Linked DNA regions of Homo sapiens: all the other regions are linked to region 1. A link is a loop called in an ENCODE intact Hi-C map of the cell type or tissue named here. Cell type or tissue: IMR-90. All regions are shown on one strand.

The links. Hi-C counts contacts between places; a loop is a spot of excess contacts. Peaks named below come from ENCODE experiments on the same cell type or tissue, not always from the same donor. Only the 100,000 strongest peaks of a DNase experiment are listed, where the experiment ranks them.
Region 2: a loop joins it to region 1, with 8 times the contacts of the local background. A loop is called at or near these places in 82 of 110 quality-filtered maps.
Region 3: it touches region 1 in a loop (5-fold over the local background); 12 of 110 quality-filtered maps call a loop at or near these places.
Region 4: a loop joins it to region 1, with 4 times the contacts of the local background. A loop is called at or near these places in 98 of 110 quality-filtered maps.
Region 5: it touches region 1 in a loop (3-fold over the local background); 9 of 110 quality-filtered maps call a loop at or near these places.
Region 6: it touches region 1 in a loop (5-fold over the local background); 38 of 110 quality-filtered maps call a loop at or near these places.

Annotation. Positions count from the first base shown.
Region 1 is chr1:117,756,678-117,760,677 of GRCh38, forward strand. No RefSeq gene overlaps it. Among named protein-coding and RNA genes, the nearest start is that of TENT5C, 150 kb to the left of the region's middle. In IMR-90, a CTCF peak has its summit at 2,356 (motif pointing left); DNase peaks (open chromatin) are centred at 1,204 and 2,334; H3K4me3 peaks cover 378 bases; H3K27ac peaks cover 355 bases.
Region 2 is chr1:117,511,237-117,515,236 of GRCh38, forward strand. All of the region lies in intron 12 of MAN1A2 (mannosidase alpha class 1A member 2), which reads left to right. Among named protein-coding and RNA genes, the nearest start is that of TENT5C-DT, 93 kb to the right of the region's middle. In IMR-90, a CTCF peak has its summit at 1,664 (motif pointing right); no DNase peak of the experiment used is centred here.
Region 3 is chr1:117,126,873-117,130,872 of GRCh38, forward strand. LOC124904387 (a long non-coding RNA gene) reads left to right here and starts at 1,899. Exons shown (of 2, transcript XR_007066500.1): 1 at 1,899-2,169. In IMR-90, a CTCF peak has its summit at 1,923 (motif pointing left); a DNase peak (open chromatin) is centred at 1,909.
Region 4 is chr1:117,533,517-117,537,516 of GRCh38, forward strand. No RefSeq gene overlaps it. Among named protein-coding and RNA genes, the nearest start is that of TENT5C-DT, 70 kb to the right of the region's middle. RefSeq lists silencers at 1,560-1,629, 1,650-1,889. In IMR-90, a CTCF peak has its summit at 1,657 (motif pointing right); a DNase peak (open chromatin) is centred at 1,635; H3K4me3 peaks cover 180 bases.
Region 5 is chr1:117,311,129-117,315,128 of GRCh38, forward strand. The region is part of intron 2 of LINC01525 (long intergenic non-protein coding RNA 1525); the gene reads left to right. Among named protein-coding and RNA genes, the nearest start is that of LINC01525, 18 kb to the left of the region's middle. In IMR-90, a CTCF peak has its summit at 1,550; a DNase peak (open chromatin) is centred at 1,583; H3K27ac peaks cover 505 bases.
Region 6 is chr1:117,066,142-117,070,141 of GRCh38, forward strand. The region is part of intron 3 of TTF2 (transcription termination factor 2); the gene reads left to right. Among named protein-coding and RNA genes, the nearest start is that of TTF2, 7.8 kb to the left of the region's middle. In IMR-90, a CTCF peak has its summit at 1,828 (motif pointing right); a DNase peak (open chromatin) is centred at 1,840.

The DNA of each region.
Region 1 (4,000 bases):
CAAATTAAGGAATAAAGGAAAATGAGCCTGGAGAGGTACAGAGAGGGCCAGGTGATGGTGGGCCTTGTGTAAAGAGAGCTTTCTATAAAGGTCTTGCTACTAATGAGCTTGGATGTTATTCTGTAGGCAGTGAACACCATGGAAAAGTTTAAATTGATTGAGTGCCATGGTCTAATTTATATCTTAGATCTGTGGCATCATGTGGGGTGAATTTTACAGGGTCAAAACTGAAAGTAGAGAGACCAGTGCTGAAGGTGCATCAGAAGTCTAAAAGAGACCAGGCATAAATTACGAAGTGGCAAGAGGATGAAGAAGAGGGATGGTTTGGGGTGGATTTTAGGAGGTAGAATTGACATGATTTTGCTATGAATTGGATACAGGAGACAAGCAAAAAGGCCTGATGCTACTGCTGATGATAACGTAAAAGATAATATTAGTGACTGAAGACATGGATGAGATGGCCCAGGGAGAGTGCTGGGATAAAATGAAAAGAAGATGGAGGGTTCGTTGGGGCTCAAACCGAGAAGAAAGTTGAGAAGAAGCAGCCAAAGAAGGAGGAAAGAAACCAGCAGAGAGTTGGCATGAAAAATAAATGCAAGAGTTGTAAGTAAAAAGCCATCAGTGTTCAAGTATCGAACTTCACAATACCAGGGCAGTTTTGATCCAGTCAAGAGCAGGTCAATGGAGTGGTGAGAACACAAGCCAGATTGCAGGGAGCTGAGGGGGAGCGGGAGGAGAGGAAGTGGAGACAGAACATGGGCTGGTCTATCAAGACTCTTGGCTGTGAAGAAAGGACAGATTTATAAAGAGGTGCCAGTTGAGGGTGGAATTTTTTTAAGGACATTGAGAGACCTGAGCACATTTATGTGGAGAGGGGAAGAGCCATCAGAGATGAGGTTGAAGATAGAGGCTGACTATAAGGGAGTCCCCTCTGGCAATGGCCCATGCTGCCCCTCACAGGAGTGAGCTCTCCATCACAAATGCTAGAGGAAGACTTCCTTGATCAGCCTAGCTCAATCCAGTAGCACCTTCTAACTAAGATTTTTCAATATAACAGTGATTTATTGGAGCTTTCAGTATTTGCATTGCCTTACACTAACCCAGTGGAGCACACAGATAAATTGAAGCTACAGCATGGATTGAATCATCCAGTTCTGAAGCAAGAGCTGTTGACCACTTGGCCACTCCTAGGCCCCTCTGATTCAGAGATTACAACGACTTAACTCAGGAGTCCTTCAGAGGTGATGGTCAAGCCAGCCAGCTCCTTAGTCACCTTCCCATGTCTCCTTTGGGGGAAAGCCAGGAAAGGCCACTTCTTTCCAACTTCTAAAGCAATATTCGTCTTTGAACCCTATTATTATAATTCAACTCAACTTCATTAGCGAGTCAAACACCCTTTGAATGCACTGTCCCCCTGGCTGCCTTGTGATAGGAAACACAGCTCCTGCCCTCAAGAAACTCAGTCCTTCCCCAGGCATTTAGCTTTTCTGGAAACTGGAGATAAATAGAAGAAGAACTGATACGACAACCAAGGTGGTGCTTAAAAAACTTGTTTACAGAGCCCTCAGATTCTAAGGGGGGGCTTCCCTAACCAACCAGGGGATGGAGGTAGGAGCAGTATAGACTCCAGGCCTTCCCACCCAGCTTCAAATCAAGTAGCTCTACTTTTATTCATTTTATATATTTAGGTTGTCATAGGTTTTTGTTTGAACCAAGAGACTCACAGCTAAGAGATGCTTAAAACCCCACCAAAGTAATATTTGCTGATCAAAATCAAGAAAAGCATAACTCAATACTGAGTTACCAAAAAAAAAAGGAGATCGAAAGTCATTGCAAAGGGGTTAATTTGATCTTCTCAAGCTCTATTCATGAACTCATTCATCCGGAAGACAAATACATAGCAGCAGGCACTGTGCCAGTCCCATGTCGGGCACTGGGGAGACAGAGGTGAAGGAAACTTGATGTCTGCTCTCCAGAACTTCACAGGGAGACAGACAGGGGAATGATAGCTCTCTAGAGTGGTGTCCTGATCAAGGTGTGGATTAAGGACGGCGGGGAGACAGAGGTGACAAGGATTCGCCCTGAGAAGTGGGGAGAGAGGCTTTGTCAGGGAGAGCTTCACCAGGGTCTTAAAGGATGCCTACGGTCAGCCGGAGAGGGAGGAGGAGGGGCGTGCACCGATTCCCACGGCTGCAGCAGGGGGCGCGGAAGGGTAAATGCGTTTACTGGGCGAGGGAAGTCGCGGCTTTCTCCTCAGGCTGAACCTGGGCATCTGTCTCTGAGGCTAAAGCGCTTCAGAGCCCTCATGTCTGTCAGGGGCTCCCGCACCGTGTCTTTCTGAGTACTGCCACCTAGTGGCCACTCTCAATTCCCACATTTCCCTGGACAGCCTGGAGTCATTTGTCTTCCCACTGATTTGAGGGTTAAGCAAACAGTGAGCACACACAGTGGATAAGTGACTTCTCCGGTAGCACACAGTTTGTGAGGCTGGGGCTGGAACAGAACCTAGCTCTTGTGATCCCAGGACCAGGTCTGGTATGGGCCGGTTTGCCCCCGTCCACACTCGCTCTGGCAGGTTGAGGCTGAAGGTCAAGTCGATAGATGACTACTCTGGAGCGCACTTCAAATCCTCTTCCCAGGCTTCAGAGGGGTAGGGACACTTTAAGAGAGAAGGAATGTGGGAGTAAGTGGATGAGCTAGAGAGAAAAGAAGATATATATTGTTTTCCCCACCTCACTCTCACCAGTCCAGCCTTCAAACCTATCTCAGCAATGAGAAAAGGGGGCTAATGATGTTCTGGGACTGGATAGAGACCATCGCTTCAGGCATTAGGTTGCCACCATGTCGACAGGAGAGGGGAGGGGCTCTCAGCCATCTTTTTTTCTGAGGAATGGCTGGGGGTGGGGGAGTCCCATGGCCACAGTCAAAGAATAATAGCAGGGTCCCAGGGACAGGACTAGAAGTTTCTGAAAACACCTGTCAGTTGCTGAAGGTTAAAAAAAAAAAAAAAAAAAAAAGCTGGACCATACCAGACCTAGTCCTATTTGAATCATATTTAAATATGATTCTCTGCTCAAGATGACAATTTGCATGCAACATGTTTCAGAAGCCCATCTGGTGTTACAAAATCCACTGTGGTTTCAACCTGTCCTTTCAATCAACCATCCTGGTTGGATTATAAAGACTTTACAATAAAAATCATAGGAATAATAAGGATAATAGAATTGACACAGTAGAAAAAACAAAACGAGGAACCAGATAGTAAAGGAGGTGGCAGAAAAATCTATATATTGAACAACACAACTTTTGGCCGAGGAGGACTATAAAACTGAGCCTAATCTTTGGTCTTAGCATCCCATCAGCCTGGGAGGGAAAATAATGCCCTGAATGAGCACCAGGCATCCCATTCAGGTCCCATCAGGTAGGTATCTTCATCTTCATTTTGTAGAGGAGGAACCTAAACCTCATGGTGGTTATTTGGCTTTCCTGAGGTCATGCAGTTCTTATATGATAGAGGCACTCTGTGAAATGATAGATGCCTGACTTATTTCATTGGCAACCTGATCTGTTTACCTCCTGAACCCCAAGCTGTGTCTAATCCCACTTGCTTTTTTTAAGAGAGTATTCCCAGCATGAATCCTTTTGTCACAAAGAAAAAAAAAGTTTTCTGGCTGGGTGTAGGGAGAGCTGGGCTAGTTTGGTTCATGATGGGTGGGGGGGCATGGCCAAGGTGAGCTTACACGGGAAATTCCCTTCCCTCCTCCCAGTAAAAAAAATCCCTGAGTTGTTTCGGAAAGTCCCATGCTGAGGCTGGGCAGTGTGGCTAGGTATCAAAGTGCTGGAGCCTTTCCTTGTATCCATCAAGCTGAATTCACAAAGGGAGGGAGAGAAGAAGGGAGGAGAGGCTGGGGGCTGCTTCTGATTAGCCTGTCCTCTGCCAAAGTGAGATGTCCTCTCTCTGTGGGCAATTAAATGGTTCTCATGAATCCACCATCTGGGC
Region 2 (4,000 bases), 250 kb before region 1:
ACCACATCCCTCCCTCTACATATGGGGATTATGGGGATTACAATTCGAGATGAGATTTGGGTGGGACACAGAGCCAATCCATATCACCATCTGACATAGGTGTGTGGTGTTCTTGTTTGGTAGAGATGCGGGTCTTGCTAATTGCCCTGGTTGGTCTTGAACTCCTAGGCTCAAGCAATCCTTCTACCTTAGCCTCCCAAAGTGCTGGGACTACAGGTATGAGTCATCATGCTCAGCCTAGATGGATTTTTTTTTTTAATCTATCTTCCAGTAGAATGTAAGCCTCATAGCCGTAGGGACTTTTTCCTTTTAACTACTATGATCTCCCCAGCACCTAGCACATGAGGCACTCAGTAAATATGTATTGAATTTGTTGATAAATTTTTAGTCTGTTAGGCAAGAAAAGAACTTGGCTATTTGCATCTTTACTCTGATCCCTCTTTAGTTTTTAATTATATCATTTTATCAGTTGTGTTTAAGGCATTACCTGATCATCCTGTATACAATTTCAAATTGTTCCCTTACTCCCTCTTACTTTTCCCTGCTTTACTTTTCTTCATAGCACCTATCTTCCAACATAGCACATAATTTTCTTAAGCATTCCCCAATTAGAATATAAACTACATGAAGAGTTTACAGTATTTTTGTATATTTGGGTTATTGTTTTATCCGCAGTATCTACGGTAGGGCCACTCATATACTATGTATTTCAGTATTAAATGTTTGCTGAATAAAGGATTGAATCATTTCATTTCAAAGGAGACAGCTAAAAAACCCCAGCAATTTTATAAGATCTTGTATATAATAAGAGTAGGAGGGGGAAAGAGAAGAGAATAATAGACCTACTTTATTTCCTGGTTGGGGCTTAGAGCTTGATCTCAGAATTCACTTAGTTTTAGGAGGTGTCTGATAATGAGTCAAAGAATTGATAAAGCAAGAAGAAGGGACCCAAGGCAAAATGTGAAAGCTGAGGATGTCAGGGCTGCGGATTTGTTTTCAGTAGAGAGTCAAAGGTCCAGATGCCCACATAAAGGAGAAAAGCAGAAACAGTACCAACTAATTGTTGTTAGAAGTTACACAAAGTTGGTAACCTAGAAAAGTGGTTCTCAAACCTGAGTGTACATCAGAATCACCTGGAAGGCCTCTTAAAACATGGGATGCTGGGCTCTGTTGAGTTTCTGATAAATAGGTCTAGAGTGGGGCCTAAGAATTTGCGTTTTTAACAAGTTCCCAGGTGATGCTGATGCTGCTGGTCTGGGGGAATCACACTTTGATAACCACTGACATCTGTGACCCAGTAAAACACTTATGGAGACAATTAGGGATTAAGAAATTAACTATACTGGCAGAGAACCTAGCATAAAGTCAGGTGGGCAAGTCTTTGCTTAACTGCTGTATTTATGTAGTTCAGTCTCTTCAAATAGGTATACTGGAAGACCAGAACCGTGGTCTTTACATTTTTAAGTGCTTCCTATGTCCTAATACAATGCAATCTAAATATTAGGCACTGGGATACACACACACACACACACACACACACACACACACGTAGGAACACACAAAGTGAATTTCACTTCTACTATTTAATATAAGCATTTTTCCAGTTTCAAAAATTTAATCTTTGAAATATGCTTGCCAATTTCTTTTGCTACAGTAGAGGGAGCTACAACCCAAATTTTACTAATGTAGCAATACACAATAAGGCTATTCTTCTCCATCCTTGTTCATTAGTCTTTTTAAAAAAACTTTTAAAATCAGCTTTATTGAAATATGTTAAGTGTACAGTTTATTGCATTTTGGCAAATGTTTAAGCCTGGGTAAACATCAGCCTTACTTGATGCATGGAATATTTCCATTCTAATTTGGCAGTCAGTTCTACCCACCCCCAAACTCTAATCTGCTTTCTGTCACTATAGGTTGCTGCTTGTGAAATTTCATATAATTTGAATCATGCAGTATTAGGGAGGAGGTAAAGGATAATCATTGTTTAAGGGGTATAGAGTTTGAGTTTTACAAGGTAAACAATGTGAATATACTCAACACTACTGAACTGTACACTTTAAAATGGTTAAGGTGGTAAATTTTATGTTACGTGGCTTTCACCACAATAACGTTTATGTTTGGTTTTTTTTACATAATATTTTTTAGGTTAATCCATGTTGCATTTATCAATAGTTCATTCCTTTCTATTGATGAGTATTATGCTCTTGTTTGGATATACCACATTTTATTTGTCCATTCACTTTTTGATGGTCCGTTAATCATGTGTTTTTGAAAGGAATCAGAAAAAAAGAATTGTTTACCATTTGGCTACACTTAATCTTGCTCTTAATTTTTTCTTTCTAGTAATTTTCAAATTCATCCCTTAAAAGTAATTTCATCTAATTTACTATTATTAAATAAATATTATAAAATAATTTGCTATTTATTAAATAAAAATTCTAAATGTTTTTAATCTGGTGCTTCTAAAAGCAGAAATGTAGGAGCTAAAATTTGTGGCAACAGTTTTTCTCTCAAAACTCAGGTAAATATTGTTGCCTGCAGTTTATTGCCCTAAGTTTGTCTGGCTTTTTAAAAAATTTCATTGTCTTCTAGTTCTTCCTTTGCAAACAATTTTACTAAGCAAGTTATTCTTGATATTTAGTTTGGTTTGCTAACTTAGCTACTTTTTCTAAGGGAACATATTGTAGTATTGTAAAGAAAGCTAGTAATAAATGAATAGAGTAATAGATTTGTGATACCAACTTGATACCAATTTGTGATACCAGCTTACCTCTAGGAGGTAAGTATATGTGCACTTCACTGTAAAATTCTTCCAACATTTCTATGTTTGGAAGTTTTACAGGCTGGGCACAGTGGCTCATGCCTGTAATCCCAGCACTTTGGGAGGCCAAGGCGGGTGGATCACCTGAGTTCAGGAGTTCGAGACCAGCCTGGCCAACATGGTGAAACCCCGTCTCTACTAAAAATACAAAAATTAGCCGGGCATGGTGGTGCATGGCTGTAATCTCAGCTACTTAGGAGGCTGAGACAGGAGAATCACTTGAACCCGGGAGGCAGAGGTTGCAGTGAACCAAGATCATGCCACTGCACTCCAGCTGGGGGACACAGCAAGACTCCATCTCAAAAAAAAAAAAAAGAAGAAAAAGAAAGTTTTATAAAATACTGGGGGCCAAAGGGAGGGGAAAACTAGTAAATTATCCAGAATAGGTATTGGTACTGATGTTATTGTCGTATCCTCTCATAGTTTTAATTCTCTTTTTTACTGCTGTTGTTATCTTCATTTGCTTATGAAGTTATTCTCAGTATAAGCAAATGAATGCACAGTTAGCTAGCTATCAGACTATTAAAGCAAATTCCCTGAGCAAGGTTTTGAAGTAAGTTCAGAGACAACTCTGTTAGTGGCTTTGTCCATAAAACATCAATAGTAGTATGACTTTTAAATTTCTGAGCACAAGTGACTAAGTAATATATTTTGGAGAGAGAGAATCAGTGGGATCATTGTGGGTGAGGATTCTCAGATGAGGGGAAAAAACGGTTAGAGAAGACTGAAAAACAAAGCCACTATTTCCTTTGTTTATCTTTTATCTTGTCTGCAACTGGATCTTGAAGTTAGCCTCCTACCATGAGAGAACTGTTTTTCCAGCTGGATGAAAAGAGTAGCATCAAGTCCCCTATTCTGCTGTTTTCTGCTCACTTACTCCTGGAGACAAGCTAAGTCAAATCAATATGTACTTATAAGTACCTGCTTTCTCAGAGTTGTATTTGAGAATTAAAGTATATGAAATGTATACTCTACCCATAAATAGCTTGGAGTCTGGTTTAGAAATCTCTTACCTTTAGGCATGGACAAATTTAATAAAAGTACAAAGTATATATGCAGTTGGCCCTCCATGTCAATGGGTTCATGGATTCAACCAAACATGGATTGAAGATATAGTTTTTTAAAAATTACATCTGTTTTGAGCATGTATATACCTTTTTCTTGTCATTATTCCCT
Region 3 (4,000 bases), 630 kb before region 1:
CCCAACCTCTGGTGATCCACCTGCCTTGGCCTCCCAAAGTGCTGGGATTACAGGCATGAGCCACTACGCTGGTGGCTTCTTCTTCCTCTTCCTCGTCTTCCTCCTCCTCCTCCTCCTCCTCTTCTTCTTCTTCTTCTTCTTCTTCTTCTTCTTCTTCTTCTTTTCTTCTTTCTTCTTCTTCTTCTTCTTTTTTAACCTTTTCATCCTCCCTTGATTGATGTGGGATTTGGAGGTGATTTATAAACCATGAGCCCACTTGTTACATGGGGGCTCTTTTTACTATATTATTACCTCCATCATCTCTGAATTCACTCCCTGTTTTCAATTCATTCTCTATAATCCTGTTAGGGATCTTTTTGCAATTCCAGTTTGATCATGCTCTTTGGTAGCTCTTCCATGCCTATGTTTACTCATTTAATATCCTTTGAGTACCTGGAATATGATTTTCCCAAATGTCTTCACAACTTACTCCCTACTAAAATAATAAGTTCCTTGACAGCAAGGACTTTTGACTATGTGCCAGGCACCAGAGATGTATTGTTAAAACAAGCAAAAATTCCTGCTCTCGTGGAACTTACCTTCTAGTAGGGGAAAGCAGCCAATAAACAATAAATATGCTGGGCACGGTGGCTCATGCCTGTAATCCCAGAACTTTGGGAGACTGAGGTGGGCGAATCACTTGAGATCACTGGCCAACATGGCGAAACTCCGTCTCTACTAAAAATACAAAAATTAGCTGGGCATGGTAGTGCATGTTTGTAATCCCAGCTACTCGGGATGCTGAGGCAGGAGAATCACTTGAGCCCGGGAGACGGAGGCTGCAGTGAGCGGAGATCATACCACTGTACTCCAGCTTGGGTGACAAAGCGAGATTCTGTCTCAAAAAAAAAAAAAAAAAGAATAAATATAATAACTGCAGAAACTATACAGTATGTTAGAATGTGAGAATGCTATGGAGAAAAATTAAGCAGAGTGAGGAGCATCCAGTGCAGGATGAGGGTGTTGCAATATAACTGGAGTGGTCAGGATAAGTATTATTGAGAAGGTGATATTTGAGCAAACACTTAAAGGTGAAGGAGGGACCCATGGGGAAAAGGTAGTTCAGATGAGGGAAGAGTTAGTGCTTGCTGAGAGAGGAATGTGCCTACTCATGTTTGAGCAACAGTGAGGAGGCCAGTGTGACAAAATCAGAATGAACTAGGGGGAGAGGAGTAGGAGGTGCCTTCAGGATAAAACTCCATATGTCTTAGAGTGATATATATAATCTCATATGTATATATGGTTTCCCATGACCCTGCCTCTGCCAGCCCAGTCAACCTCATTTCTTGCACTGCCCCATCCAAACCCAAGCATGCACACTGGGCTTCAGCCTTCTTTTATGATTATACAAGCTACTACTTATTCTGCTTCGGACACTCTGCCCACTCTTCTTTGCCTAATGAATTCCAACCCATTCTTCAAAGCTCAGTTTAGACATCAACTTCTTTAGGAATCCTCCATTCACCAAGTCTTCATTAGGCATCCCTCTGTGTGTTACCCGTGGTACTGTGATGATCTCTATCAAGTCTTTAACATTCTGCATTTCAATTTTCTACTCGCTTGTCTGATTCAGCCCTCTGTTCTCACTGTTCCCCTCCTCTTCCACACTGGGAACTCTTAAGCACAAGGGACCTTGTCCTGTTTCTGCATCCTTAATACTGGGCACAGTGTCTGAAACTTAATATGGTTTAATAAATGTTTGATAGTGAATAAATGGCCAAGATTCATGTTTCATTTCTAAGAAACTGATCATTAGGACAGATGACTGGAGAAATTTATTGTTTATTTCAGACAGATCATTTTTGTCTTCTGATTTTCTTTTTTAAAAGGGCCTGATTCCTGAAACACAGAATCTTTAGTGCCATCTAGTGGAAACAGCTCAATAAAAACGCTATACTATGAATAAAACTCAGCTTCCTTTGTTCTATTTTATTTATTTTGAACCAAGACGGACAGAGAAGAGAGGGCTAGGTTGCATAGACTCCAGGGCACACTGCATGCTGGGTGTTTTTATTTTTATCTAAAAGTTCACTCTACCCGAGAAGACTCTAGTTGTGAGATCTAACAAGTATAAATAGTCCCTTATCATTGACATTTTGTGAAAATGGGCAACTCTTCAACTTTGAGAAGGTAAGAAGGAAACAGCTAGAATAATGTGAGCTTTGGAACTCTCCTTGTGTAACTGCTTTTAGGTCAAACTAGAAGTACACAAGATATCAGTTCCATTATTAACAACTATCCTTTTAGAAAAAAATTCTGTACTGTTTTATCCAAGACAGACTCCTTAGCTCTTCTCAATTGACTCCTAGTTGTCTGATCGATTGTCTGTCATGACCCCAAACAATCTGTAGTTGATGTAGTAAGACAGGAAGCTGCACCCAATCTTAGTTGGTCTGATATAAATATAAGCGGTTCTTAGACATTTACACTTTATTCATCTGTTTCTCTGAACTCCCTTGTTTATGTTTATTACATAACAGAGCTCAATATTAATGTTGTTTGAAATACATGTTTTAAAAATTACCTGCTACATTCTGTTAATGTATTTTATTTTTAAAATGTGGATAAATGTGTTGTGATTATATTATTTTTACATAAATTTATCTTCCATATAAAATATTCATAAGTAAAATGAGTAACAGTAAGAAAATGGCACATTTTAGAGATTGAGTTTCGTGCTGCATTTGGCAATAATGCTTGTGATTAAAATTAGTACAGTGCTCATGCTGCTGTGTTAGAGAATTGATCATAAAAGGCTCTTGATAATATTGCATTATAATTTAACACTTTTTTCCTTTTAGGATTCTTTCATTACTAGTACTTATTAAACATGACAACTTTAAAGATTGATTTTGAATGGAAAGTTTTGGTTTAGAAGGGGCCCTTCGTTTGGAATATGTTTGCCCCAGTTATCTTGCTCTCTGTCAGAATGCTAAGTCAATGAGGGCAATCTGTTGAGTTTTCTGTATATCCTCAGTGTCTAGTTGGATGTCTCGCTCATAGTTGGAGCTCAATAAATATTTATTAAATGAATATATGAGAAAATTGAGGTGCAGCAAGGTAAAGACACTGATTTAAGGTCACGTATGACATTACTGGCAGAATTAGGGCAAGAATCCATGTCTTCTGACTCCCACTCCATTGAGTGGTTCAATATAATACTTTGTCTTGAATCAGTACTGCTTTTCGATTCAGATGCCTGTGGCACTTGCCTGGACCCTTTGCTTTGAAAGAACCCATCCTGGCCCTTCTCCAGCCACACCTCTTCCCATGGGCCAAGGAATTCCAAGAGTACATCTCTCCCCTCACCACCCCACCCTCACCTCCTTCAGACTAGGTTCCAGCCACCTACAAGCCCAAAATTCTTTGACAAATAGCCAGAAGCCCACTCCCAGGCCCATGCAGTTGTAGACTGCAGGGTAAGTGTGCACACACTTAGGCCTCAGGAGTGGTGAAAGGACAGCTTTTGGGGATGGTGGAACTTGATCAAGCCTGTTGGAGTGTCCACACACATATGCAAGGGCCTCTGGTAGGATGGAGAAAGATGAGAACAGGCCATGGGCTGGATGCCCCTGTTTGTCCTCTTGCTCATGGCCACTCAAATATTAGGGGTAGGCCTGCCTCCTATATTAAATCTAGTTTCTCCACATATTTAATATAATTTAAACCAGCACTAAGTGAACGCCAGTATTATGCCAGACACTGTGCTGGATATTTTCAAATGCATTACCTCATTTAAATGTTATTCTTCCATAAGAATGCTCAGAAGTAACTTACCCAACTTACCTAAGGGCAAGCAACTGAGAAGTTAAATGCATAACCCGTATCCTCAGGCAGTAAGTACAGTACCAAAATACTGGTGTGTGTGTGTGTGTGTGTGTGTGTATGGTATGTGTGTGTATACATACATATATACATATACTTTTTCTTGAGTAAATAATGTATCTGATAAAAACATGCA
Region 4 (4,000 bases), 220 kb before region 1:
CGCAACCTCCACCTCCCAGGTTCGAGCAATTCTGCCTCAGCCTCCTGAGTAGCTGGGATTACAGGCATGCACCACCACAGCTGGCTAATTTTGCACTTTTAGTAGAGACAGGGTTTCTCCATGTTGGTCAGGCTGGTCTCGAACTCCCGACCTTAGGTGATCCGCCCACCTCGGCCTCCCAAAGTGCTGGGATTACCGCCCACCTCGGCCTCCCAAAGTGCTGGGATTACAGCAGTGAGGCACTGTGACCGGCCTATTTTCAGCCTTCTTAAAGCTTTACTCTTCCCATCTGAAAGGCCTTTATCCAATTCCAGCAAAGCCCTGCACATCTTTCCTATTCTCACAAGACTAAAAGCTTTCACAGAACCTTTCCTGATTTCCCAAACTTTGAGTGATTCTTCCATGTTTGTACATCCATAGTTAGTTCATAACTTCTACAACTCTTCACATTCTGCCTTATAATAATCATTTGTGGACATGTCTTTACCTCTTCTATTAGGTTATCAGGTGCTTAAGGATGTAGACAGTATCCTAGTCATCTTTTTATTCCTCTTGACAACAAATTTACTGAATAAACACCCTAGTTCTCAGAGGCCGATACTCTTTCCACCAGGCCAGGCTGCCTCATTTAAGGGTGATTGTAGTCCATTACTCTTGATTCTGAGTTTTCTATCAATAAAAGCTTTATCAAAACCATACACACTAAGAAAAGTCTACGCCTTATAAAAAAGATGGCACGTATTGCTTTCTTTTTCTGCAAATGTAGAAAATACACAGCAAACAATGATTCACAGAGTGTCGGGAGGGCCTAGTGTCAGGGATCCTTAATTAGTAAGGAATCCAAAATTGTAGTCCTTGGTCTTCCCCTGACTGGTTGTAAGGCCTTAGGCAAGTTATTCAACTTCTCTGGACCTCAGTTTATTTTCTGTAAAACGGAACTGGACTAGAACATTGGAATGTAATTCATGAGATCATTAATATAGTTATTCCACACATTTTTTGAGCTTTCACCTACTGTTTGCCAGAAGCTTTCATAGGCTTCAAAATATATATAGAAATCAAAATAAAATCTGTACCCTCAAACAGGACTGGCTTGCTTAATATTGTGGCTTTCAGTATTATATGGGTAGAGTACGATCCTAATCAAGCTTAACATAGATTCGGGAGGGAGGAGGATAATGAGGAAAGTAACTGACACTGGAACTGAATTTTAAGAGTTAATTGAATTTGAAAACAAGGGGAAAGGGAGCTATTTGATAAGGCAAAGATACTTGACGAAGGGGCCAGGACTATGAGATCCAAAGCACAGGTAGGAAGATTGGCCTTGAACTTGAACAAGGACATCCATTTTACTGAGAGCTATAAGACAGCCCTCTCCTGTAGCTCTTAAAGGCCTTGAGTGGGGGTCCAACAGGGGCACCTACCAAGATCCCCAAGAGTGATTCTCCCTTTTAAATTCAGCGTTCAGTCCTCCCCCAGTACCAAAGAGCCCATAAGATGCAAAAGTGAATGTTACTTAAAAAGAGGTTAAGGGACTCCCCTGGGAATAGCTTTCAAAAATACTTATCACTCATCAAAACTTCGAATGACTCAAAATGAATTTGGTGTGGGCTCAGCATTTTGAAGCAGTTCAGCAGTAAGAGTCTAGAAATTTTTGCCACTAGAGGGCAGTAGTATGTTTCTCCCCTCCCTCTCCTCCCTCTCCTCCCTCTCCTCCGTCTCCCCTCTCCCCTGTCCGCTCTCCCCTCTCTCCCTCGCCTCTCCCTCCCTCCCATTGTTAGCTGATTGAAGCCTGGGAGGCTGGAGATACAGTGAAACACCTTGCTTAAGTTTGTCAATACACCCTGCCTCTGACTGACGGTAGGATGCCAAGGTTCTTGGTTGTTCAGGCAAGCCTACTATACCAGCAGCCTGCTGGGGCCTCCACTGGAACCAAGTCAGTGATGAAACGTTCTACAAACAGAAGACTAAAAAGACTTTCCCCTTTCCTTTAAAACGTGACTGCCTTCTTTTAAAGACATTGAGCTAATAGTTAAGAGTTATTAGAAGATGAAAAATGTAATCTCGTGACAGAAGAGAATCCTAGAAAAATTCCGATTTGAACCCTATGAATAATTTTAGCTCATGTAGAACAATAGGTGTGTTGTGGAATAGTTTATTTCCTGACATAAATTGTAGTTGTCCATAGTTGTTAGGACATAACTCTGCCTAAGTCCTTTTGAAATTATTTTTCTTTAAACATTTATTGAATATATATGTACCAAAAACTGTGTGAGGCACTGGAGATCCAGAGCCAACCATGACATCGAACCTCTGGAGCCTCCAAGCCGGAAGAGGATGATGGGCAAGCCGAAGGTTATGTTTTGCTAGTAAAGGTGTGTACCAAATGCCACTAGAGTGTAGAAGGAAGATGAGTCAGGGAACAGGGGAAGTGAGTTTACCTAATTTAAGGGTGAGGTTTGGGGGCTGGAATTGAACCTTTTGAAGTAGGGAAGAGCTACGTGGTGATGAAGAGAGAGTGGTGAGAAATTTGTAACTTGAGCTTTCAGAGAGGAATTACCCATTTGAAATTTGAGCAATGAGAAATTTGTAGGTTGTGATAGGAGTCTAGCTGCAACAAATGAGGGAAAGACATTCTAGGAAAAGGAGTCATTGACGCACGAAGGCAAGGAGGGCACTGCAGTTTACAGCACCCAGTCCTTCTGGGCAGGGCTGCCAAAGGGTTACCACAATGCACGACCCATTCAAAGAAGAGCAAGAGGCTGGAGCAGAATGAGCTAGGGGAAGGTAGAAGAGGAGACCAGCAAAGTAACAGGGTCCCATCTTGGAAGACCCTGTGTAGTCCCTTGTCAAGAGTTTGACTTTTGGCCAGGCGCAGTGGCTCACGCCTGTAATCCCAGCACTTTGGAGGCTGAGTGGGAGGATCACTTGAGCCCAGCAGTTCGAGAACAGCCTGGGCAACACGACAAAACCCTGTCACTACTAAAACTACAAAAAAATTAGCCAGGTGTAATGCACACCTGGAGTCTCAGCTACTGGGGAGGCTGAGGTGGGAGAAGCCTGGGAGGTCAAGGCTGTAGTGAGCCTTGATCGTGCCACTGCACTCCAGCCTGGGCGACAGAGTGAGACCCTGTCTCAGAAAAAAAAATTTTTGACTTTTACACCAAGTAAAATAGAAGCCCCAGGAGACTGAGCACAGTTGTGACATGATCTGCTCTGTTTTCAAAGGGTCACTCTGGCTTCTGTGTGGAAAACAGATGGTAGGGGAGCCATGATGGGAGAAGGGACACCAGTTTGGAGGCTACTGAAATAATTCAGGTGAGGAATGCTGGTGACTCAGACCAGTGATGAGGGAGAACAACTATGGTCTATATTTTGAAGGTAAAGTTGACGCAATTGATTATGGGCATGAAAAAGAAAAGGTTTGACTCCAGTGTGTTTGATCTGAGCTATTGGAAGAATGCAGTGACCATTTTTGAATGGAGAAGATTAAGATCTAGGAGGGGTGCAATGATGAATTTGTTCTTGAACATGTTAAATTTTCATTTCTTATTAAACATCTGCCTGTTTACTGAGAGTAAGTAGTTAACTATGTGAACCTGGAATTCAGGAGAGGTCTGGGCTGGAGATACAAATTTGGACATTTGTCAAGGTATATATAGCCTGTAGACTTGAGATCCCTTAGGGTAAGCCACTTAGAGGTTGAGAAAAGAAATCACCCAAGGGCTGAGCCCTGAGGCCATCCAGTGTTTAGAGGTCTGTGGGATAAGAAGGGAGCAGAGAAGACCAGAGAGAGCCAAGGGACTCGGGGGGAAACCCCAGAAACCAAGGAGAAGGGAGTGAGCCACTGATGGATTAAGTAAAATGAGTCCTGAGAATTGGATTGGGTTTGGCAACATGGTGATGATTGGTGATCTTGACAAAAACTGTTCTGTAGAATAAGGGGGCAGAAGCCAGCTCAGAGGAAGTTCAAGAGGAAATGGAAGAAGAGGTAGAGACA
Region 5 (4,000 bases), 450 kb before region 1:
TGCAGAAGCTCTTTAGTTTAAGTAGATCCCATTTGTTAATTTTGGCTTTTGTTGCCATTGCTTTTGGTGTTTTAGGCATGAAGTCCTTGCCCATGCCTATGTCCTGAATGGTATTGCCTAGGTTTTCTTCTAGGGTTTTCATGGTTTTAGGTCTAACATGTAAGTCTTTAATCCATCGTGAATTAATTTTTGTATAAGGTGTAAGGAAGGGATCCAGTTTCAGCTTTCTACATATGGCTAGCCAGTTTTCCCAGCACCATTTATTAAATAGGGAATCATTTCCCCATTTCTCGTTGTAGTTTCTAGCATTATAGGAAAATGAGAAAAGTTTTGGGTCTTGAAGTATGGGGAACAACAACACCCTATGTAGGAACTAAAGGGAAATTCCAGAATCCTTCCTTCATTTGCCCCAAGTTGGAGTAGGAAAGAGGCACACTGCCCTGTTGGCAGCTAGGAGAGCCATAGGATCCCAGCTCCCATCAGCTTGCATCATGGAGGTCTGGAGTGAGGACCATGTAAACTGAACGGCCGGGCCCAAAGTACAGAGTCCATACTGTCAGACCTCATTTGGAGATTTCTAGAACCTTACCAGGAACTCCACTTGCTTCTTCAGAGAATTTAAGAACACAAGAATTACCACATGAGCTCAAAACATGATCCATCCAGCTTAGAAGTTGCTTTATCATGAAAATTCCAGAGATGTGTTATGGCAGGACATGCTGCCCCCAAAGCCTCAAACCCCAGATGTCTTTAGCTATTGAGAGTATTTCTAAGAGCAAAGTCTCCATAATTTGGAAGAACGCTTCTATAGCATAGGCTGAGGAGAAAAACAGAAACTGGGAAGAAAACTAGTTAGTTGTGGAAAATCTATTTGTACAAAGCCCTGTGATAGGTTCTTTTACAATAAGCATCTTTAAGACTTTCAATAACCCTATGAATTGGGTAATATTACTGCCTATTTTCCACATGAGGAAACAGAGAATTAGAAAGGCCAAGCCCTGTGCCGAAAACCACATCACTAAAAAGAGGTAGACTGAGATTTTCTTCAGCCTTTGCATTCAATTAACTAATTGCTAAATCCTAGGGGTTCTGCCTCTTAAATAAGTCTCAAGTCAGTCTCCTCTTTGCCAGTTTCATTACCATGAGCCTGCTTCAAGTCTCCACTGTTTCGTTTTGACCATCGCAATGACCACTTAACTGGCCTTCCTACATGTGTCACTACCCCCGCTTTCCCCTTCCCTCCCCACCCCACTCCACCCACCACAGCATCCTTCACTCTAGCCATGTTTTGCCCATACCACTCACTACAGACTGTCTTAATAAAGTCTTTTTTCTTCCTTTAAGTCCCAACTTATGGCATCACCCCCTCTGAGAAGCCCACCCTGATATCTCAGGCACACTTAGAAGCTCCTCCCCAGTGCAGTACCTTGCGCGTGGGTCCTTCACAGCAGTGGTTGCATTGTAGCAGAACTGGCCCTTTAAGTGTCTATATCTCGCCAGACAGACACCAAGTCTCTTTTCATCCATTTATCCCCTGCACTTACACTGTCTTGCCTACAGTAGGCACTCGAGAACTTGTTGAATAAAATGAATGAATGGAATGAGTGAAATTTTTAAATACTTATCAAATCAAAGAAATGAGTAAATGAAATTTTAAACAAGTTATCTCTGACTCAAAAGCTACACTAATAAAAGAATCTTGAATCACTACTAGAATGTTAGATTTCTCTTGTAAACACAAAATGAACTAGAAAAATAATTACAGAGTAAACTTGATATGTAAAATTTGAATTTCAAACAGATGAAGTAATATTATTACTCACTTCAGCTACAAAAGGTACACATGGACCCATAATACATTATATTTATGCAACACTTCATAGTCTTCAAAGGATGTTTATATACTCTATTTCATTTGAATCTAACAGCAATCCAGTAGGGTAAAGCAGAGGAGGTATTTATTAACCCAGTTTTTCAGATGAGGAAACTAAGGATCAGGGAGGTTAAAGTGACATACCCAAAGTCACACAGAGGCAGAAATAGAAAAGATCCTGGCCGGGCGCAGTGGCTCACGCCTGTAATCCCAGCACTTTGGGAGGCCTAGGCAGGCGGATCACGAGGTCAGGAGATCGAGACCACCCTGGCTAACACGGTGAAACCACATCTTTACTAAAAATTAGCCTGGTGTGGTGGTGGGCGCCTGTAGCGCCAGCTGCTCGGGAGGCTGAGGCAGGAGAATGGCGTGAACCCGGGAGACGGAGCTTGCAGTGAGCCGAGATCGCACCACTGCACTCCAGCCTGGGTGACAGAGTGAGACCCCGTCTCAAAAAATAAAATAAAATGATAAATAAATAAATAAATAAATAATAGAAATAGAACAGATCCCAAGAATTCAAAGTGCAAGTTCATTAGTCTTGTCTACCAGGTGACCTCTGATAGCAGGCTTTGATCATTCCATTGACAGTGAAAAGGTGCAATGATTATCATTCTCACAAACTTCGAAAATCCCCTCCTGACTACAGGCAAAAGGGTCCCAGACATCTTAAGAGGCCAAAAGACTGAGGGCAGGCAACTCCTTCAGAGTCAAGACTCCATTCCGTTTGACAAGTCTCAATCTTCCTAGCAGACAGCTGACACTATGATTGATTCGGCTGCTCCATTGTCTCAAGCTCTAGGTTCCTTTCTGAACATTGTGGCCAGAAAGGATAGGTGGGGCAAAGTCAAGGCATGGGAGGAGGGCAGAGAGGTAGTGAGGGGAAATAGAGGCAGACAGACCTGGGTTCAAAATCTAGTTCCATCTCCTTCCTTTTCCAGATGGATATCCAATTGCTCTAGCACCAGTTGTTGAAAACACTTTTCTTTCTCCATTGGATTGCTATAGAGCTTTTGTTGAAAATCATTTGACTGTATGTGTAAATGGTCTGTTCTAAGGCACTCTATTCTGTTTTAATGATTTATTTGTTTCTCCTGATGCCATAGAGTCTTAATAGTGTAGCTTTATAATAAGTCTTGAAGCCAGGTAGTTTAAGTCCTTTAACTTTGTTCTCTTCAGCTTTTCTGTAGGCATCCTAGGTTCTTTGCATATAAATGTGAGAGTCAGTTGACAATTTCTACAAAAAACTCTAGTGAATCTATAGATCAATATGGGGAGAAGGTGATATCTTAACAATATTGAGTCTTCCAATCCATAAACATGGTATATCTATCTACTTATGTAGGTCTTTAAAATTTTCTCTTAGCAATGTTTTATACTTTACAGTGTAGAGATCTTGCACATCTTCTGTTAGATGTATTCCTAGGTATTATATGTTTTTGCTGTTATTGAAAACAGAATTATAGGTTTTATTTTTTTACTTTTCAATTATAATAACAGCAAATGTGAATTTACCTTGGAGTTAATACAGCTTAAGCTCCAGAGTTCTCCTTTGCAAAGGCCCTTTGCAAAACCTTCTGAGGTAGCCTAGCAGTTTTATAATCATAATTTTATATTATTTTTATTAAGTAGGGCCCTCCAAAATTGTACACCATCCAGATCACACAATACTTAGATTCATCCCCTGCCTGCTAGTAATGTTCTTGTCTCTCTGAGAGCCTCAGTCTTCTTATATCTAAAATTGAAATAATCTTTATCTATCTCCCAAGCTTATTTTTTCTAATGTGGTAAAACACACACACACAACAAAATTCGCTGGTTTTTTTTTATACTTTAAGTTTTAGGGTACATATGCACAATGTGCAGATTAGTTACATATGTATACACGTGCCATGTTGGTGTGCTGCACCCAGTGACTCGTCATTTAACATTAGGTATATCTCCAAATGCTATCCCTCCCCCCTTCCCCCACCCCACAACAGGCCCTGGTGTGTGATGTTCCCCTTCCTGTGTCCATGTGTTCTCATTGTTCAATTCCCACCTATGAGTGAGAACATGCAGTGTTTGGTTTTTTTGTCCTTGCCATAGTTTGCTGAGAATGATGGTTTCCAGCTTCATCCATGTCCC
Region 6 (4,000 bases), 690 kb before region 1:
ATTATCTTTTACCTTCATATAATTTGTTGTGATAGATTTCAATATCCGTGTTTACCAGAAAGATGGAGAAACTACCATTGAAACAGGTCAGAAAGGGAATCTGAGGACCCATGGTTATGAAGTGGCATTGCTGGGATTTAAACCCAGGTCCAACTGATTCCAGACACACCAACTTTCTCTTAAGTGAGAGGTGATGGGCCTGAATTGAAGTAGCAGCAGTGGAATTGGGTCCAAGTAGAATGAAAACTTGCTGAAAGAGCACTGATGAGATGTATTTCCTGGTAGGGCATATAAACGTGTTCCTTCCTCCATTTTTTCATCTGGAATATTGCTCACATGGCCCTAACTTCCCTGGGTTGGAGGACTTGGAGAGAGAACGTGTGTGATGGCCTCGGTCTGGTGTTTGGCACATTGTCAGTGCTCAGTAGGGAAACGGTTGCTAAGGTGGGGCTTCTGGGTAATGTGTTTACGTTAAGCAGGACAAGGAAGAAAGGTAATGTTGGTCGAGTATTGGGATGTGTGGCAAACACATACAGCTTTGGACTAATCATGTCTTTTTTTTTTTTTTTTTTTTTTTAAAAGACAGAGTCTTGCTCTGTCAACCAGGCTGGAGTACAGTGGCACAATCTCAGCTCACTGCGACCTCTGCCTCCCAGGTTCAGGTGATTCTCGTGTCTCAGCCTCCCGAGTAGCTGGGATTACAGGTGTGTGTCACGACGCCCAGCTAATTTTTGTATTTTTAGTAGACATGGGCTTTTGCCATGTTGGCCAGGCTGGTCTCAAACTCCTAGCCTCAAGTGGTCTGCCTGCCTCAGCCTCCCAGAGTACTGGGATTACAGGCATGAGCCACCTCACCTGGCCAAATTGTGTCTTATTTTCATGTGAAACCAGCTAGAAAAATGAGTGTGCAGCTCTGAAGAAAGGCCTGACTGAGGTCAGAATTTTGAGAACTTGCTGTTAACGTTCTTTGTACTAGATGGATAAGACTGAGAAGGGTTTATTATTTTAAAATAGAACAAAAAAGTATGTTACATGTATTTCTCTTAGCCTAAATTCAGAGCACTATTACTAGGAAGTACTTACTGGAGCTTTAAAAAGCTTGTCTTAGGGCCAGGCATGGTGGTTCACACCTGTAATCTCAGCATTTTGGGAGGCCAAGGCCGGCGGATCACTTGAGGCCAGGAGTTCAAGACCAGCCTGGCCATCATGGTGAAACTCTCTCTACTAAAAATACAAAAAATAGCCGGGCATGGTGGCGTGTGCCTGTAATCCCAGCTACTCAGTAGGCAGGAGAATCACTTTGAGCCGGGGAAGCGGAGGTTGCAGTGAGCCAAGATCACATCATTACACTCCAACCTGGATGACAGAGCAAGACTCAGTCTCAAAAAAAAAAAAAAAAAAAAAAAAGTTGTCTTAGGACAAATAAAAGTAAAAGGCAGTTCTTAACACACAACACATTAAAAAACAATAACAACAGAAAACCAGGTACTCTGATAGGTAGCATAGACTGGGAATTTAAACAGAAATAGATAAGTCTATATATGGATGATGGCTTCCTTAGTGAACATTAAGGGTGTTCAGCCAGAACCCCTGGAGAGTGACCTATGAGAGTACAGCCTTTCCCTCACATACTCTGGGTTTTCTTTTTAATAACTTAAATATTTTACATCCTCTAATTAATACTATTATGTTTGGCTGAATGTAGTCAGGAGACAGGTGCAACAGAGTAATAGAAGGGAGGTGTAAACTGAGGCGAAGATGCCCATTTTTCATCTCTTGCAGTGTAGCTGCATTTGTGTGCAGATCTCTAACTGAAACACCAGATGGCACCACTGACCAGCATTTGACTAGCCATTCGGCCATGGCCCTCTGTGTACAGGCAGTAAAGAAAACTGATAATCTCAGTAGAACCAGGGGGAAGAAATCTTGCCTTGACATGAACGATGTGGTACACCCTGGTATACAAATTTTGGGCATTGTCACTGAGCTCCTGAGTTCATATTTTCCTTTCTCTCTGTTTCTCACAGAACTTTCACTCAAGGATACAGGGTCAAAATAAATGGAAATATTTCTTTGCTTAGACGTGGGTATAACAAGTTTTAGTTCTTTAAATAATTGGTTGTGGTATCCTTCTGAGCAAACTATCACAAGGACAGAAAACCAAACACCGCATGTTCTTACTCATAGGTGGGAGCTTAACCATGAGAACACTTGGACATAGGGCGTGGAACATCACATACTGGGGCCTGTTGTGGGGTTGGGGGAGAGGGGAGGGATAGCATTAGGAGATATACTTAATGTAAATGACGAGTTAATGGGCGCAACACACCAACATGGCACATGCATACATGTGTAACAAACCTGCACATTGTGCACATGTACCCTAGAACTTAAAGTGTAATAAAAAAAAAAAAAAGAAAAATATTCACCTCCAAAAAAAAATTAATTGGTTGTGGTAGATGTTCAAAATATTTTACTTTTAATAACCCTTGAAACTTCACATGTCTAGAAAACTCCTCGTGTTGTTGGCTATTGGGTGAAATTGACCTGCAGATTATCTAGCCCTAGTATAGTGAGCAGGATGGTGATAGAGAGGCAACCAGGCATGCGCCAGACCCAGCCAGAACCTCAGGCCCCACCAGCTGTGAAGGACCACTGAATAAAGCCATACTTGTGAGGCGGTGTACAGTACCATGCACTGCACTGTGCAGTGCGAGCAATCCCTTTGTATAAAGTATAGTAACCCTTTGTGATATGTGTGGTAGTTACGTTTTCCCAGTTTGCTTTTTGTCTTACAATTTTGCTTATGGTATTTTCATCATATGGTAGTGTAAACTTTTAAAAATTACTAAATTCTTTATTTCTCAGCTTCAGAGTTTTATCCCAGGCTTAGAAAAGCCTTCTTCACTTTAGGACTACAAGAATATTCATATCTGTTTTTTTTCCTAGAACATTTACAATTTTGTTTTTTACTTTTACATTTTTTTCCATCTTGAAAGTTCGTGTAAAAGAATGAGGTAGACATTCGGCTTTATGTTTTTCCAGAGCTGGACCATGTAAAGATGTGAACTCATAATCCCTAAGGAGCCTTTGACACAGCTGGAATAAGAGTTAGATGTACTGAGATTGGGGTGCAGTCTCCTCTGCACATTAGAGCGCTAAATTGAAGACGTTCAGATGCGAGATGGTTCTGTGACTCTAAGACATACAGTTCAGGGCTAGGAAGGTTACAGAGAAAGTAGAGGAGTTGAGACTTGAAGTTGTCCTTGAATGACCTTGACAATTTTGATGGAGGAAAGGACAAGGAAGTGTTGAGGCAGAACAGCTTCAGCAGAAGTGTGGATGTAGGAATAAGCAGAGTGATCAGCCAGTGTGAGCTTGGCATTGCTGTTGTCTTTTAAGACCTTGGTATGTATCAGGCTTTGCTCTGATTGTATTTTGTCTTCATCATGACCGTATGAGGTATGGACTATATCATTTTGCCATTTTACAGAACAGGAAACTGCCACAGGGGGCAGTCAATTAAGGTGTCTGATGTTTCAGAACTAATTAGGTGGTAGGGCTGGGATTTGAACCAAGGGAGAATAGTTCTGGAGCCTGAGAGAACTGTAGCCTTGCTAAAGTGAATGCACTTGGCAGTGTGATGTTGAGTTGGACATTACCTTTAGGAAAATGGGAGGATTTGTGTTTTGGTGAAGAAGTCAGGATTGAAGAGGTCTGGCTTCTTCTAGCTGGTCCCTTCATCGTTATTGCCTATAACCTCTGTCCTGGAAAACAATTAATAAACATACTGCAGAAATTAATGCTTTTCTTATAGTGGAATTGATATTTGCTTTCTCTGCGAAAATATATTTCCACTGCATTCTTTGTTGATTTACAATATAATAAAACGTAACAAACAAACTTATTATCCTAAAATCAGAAAAGCTCATCCAGATTGATTTTAATTAAAAATGTAAGGGAAAGCATTTTTAGCACTGTGCCTAGCACATAGCAGATG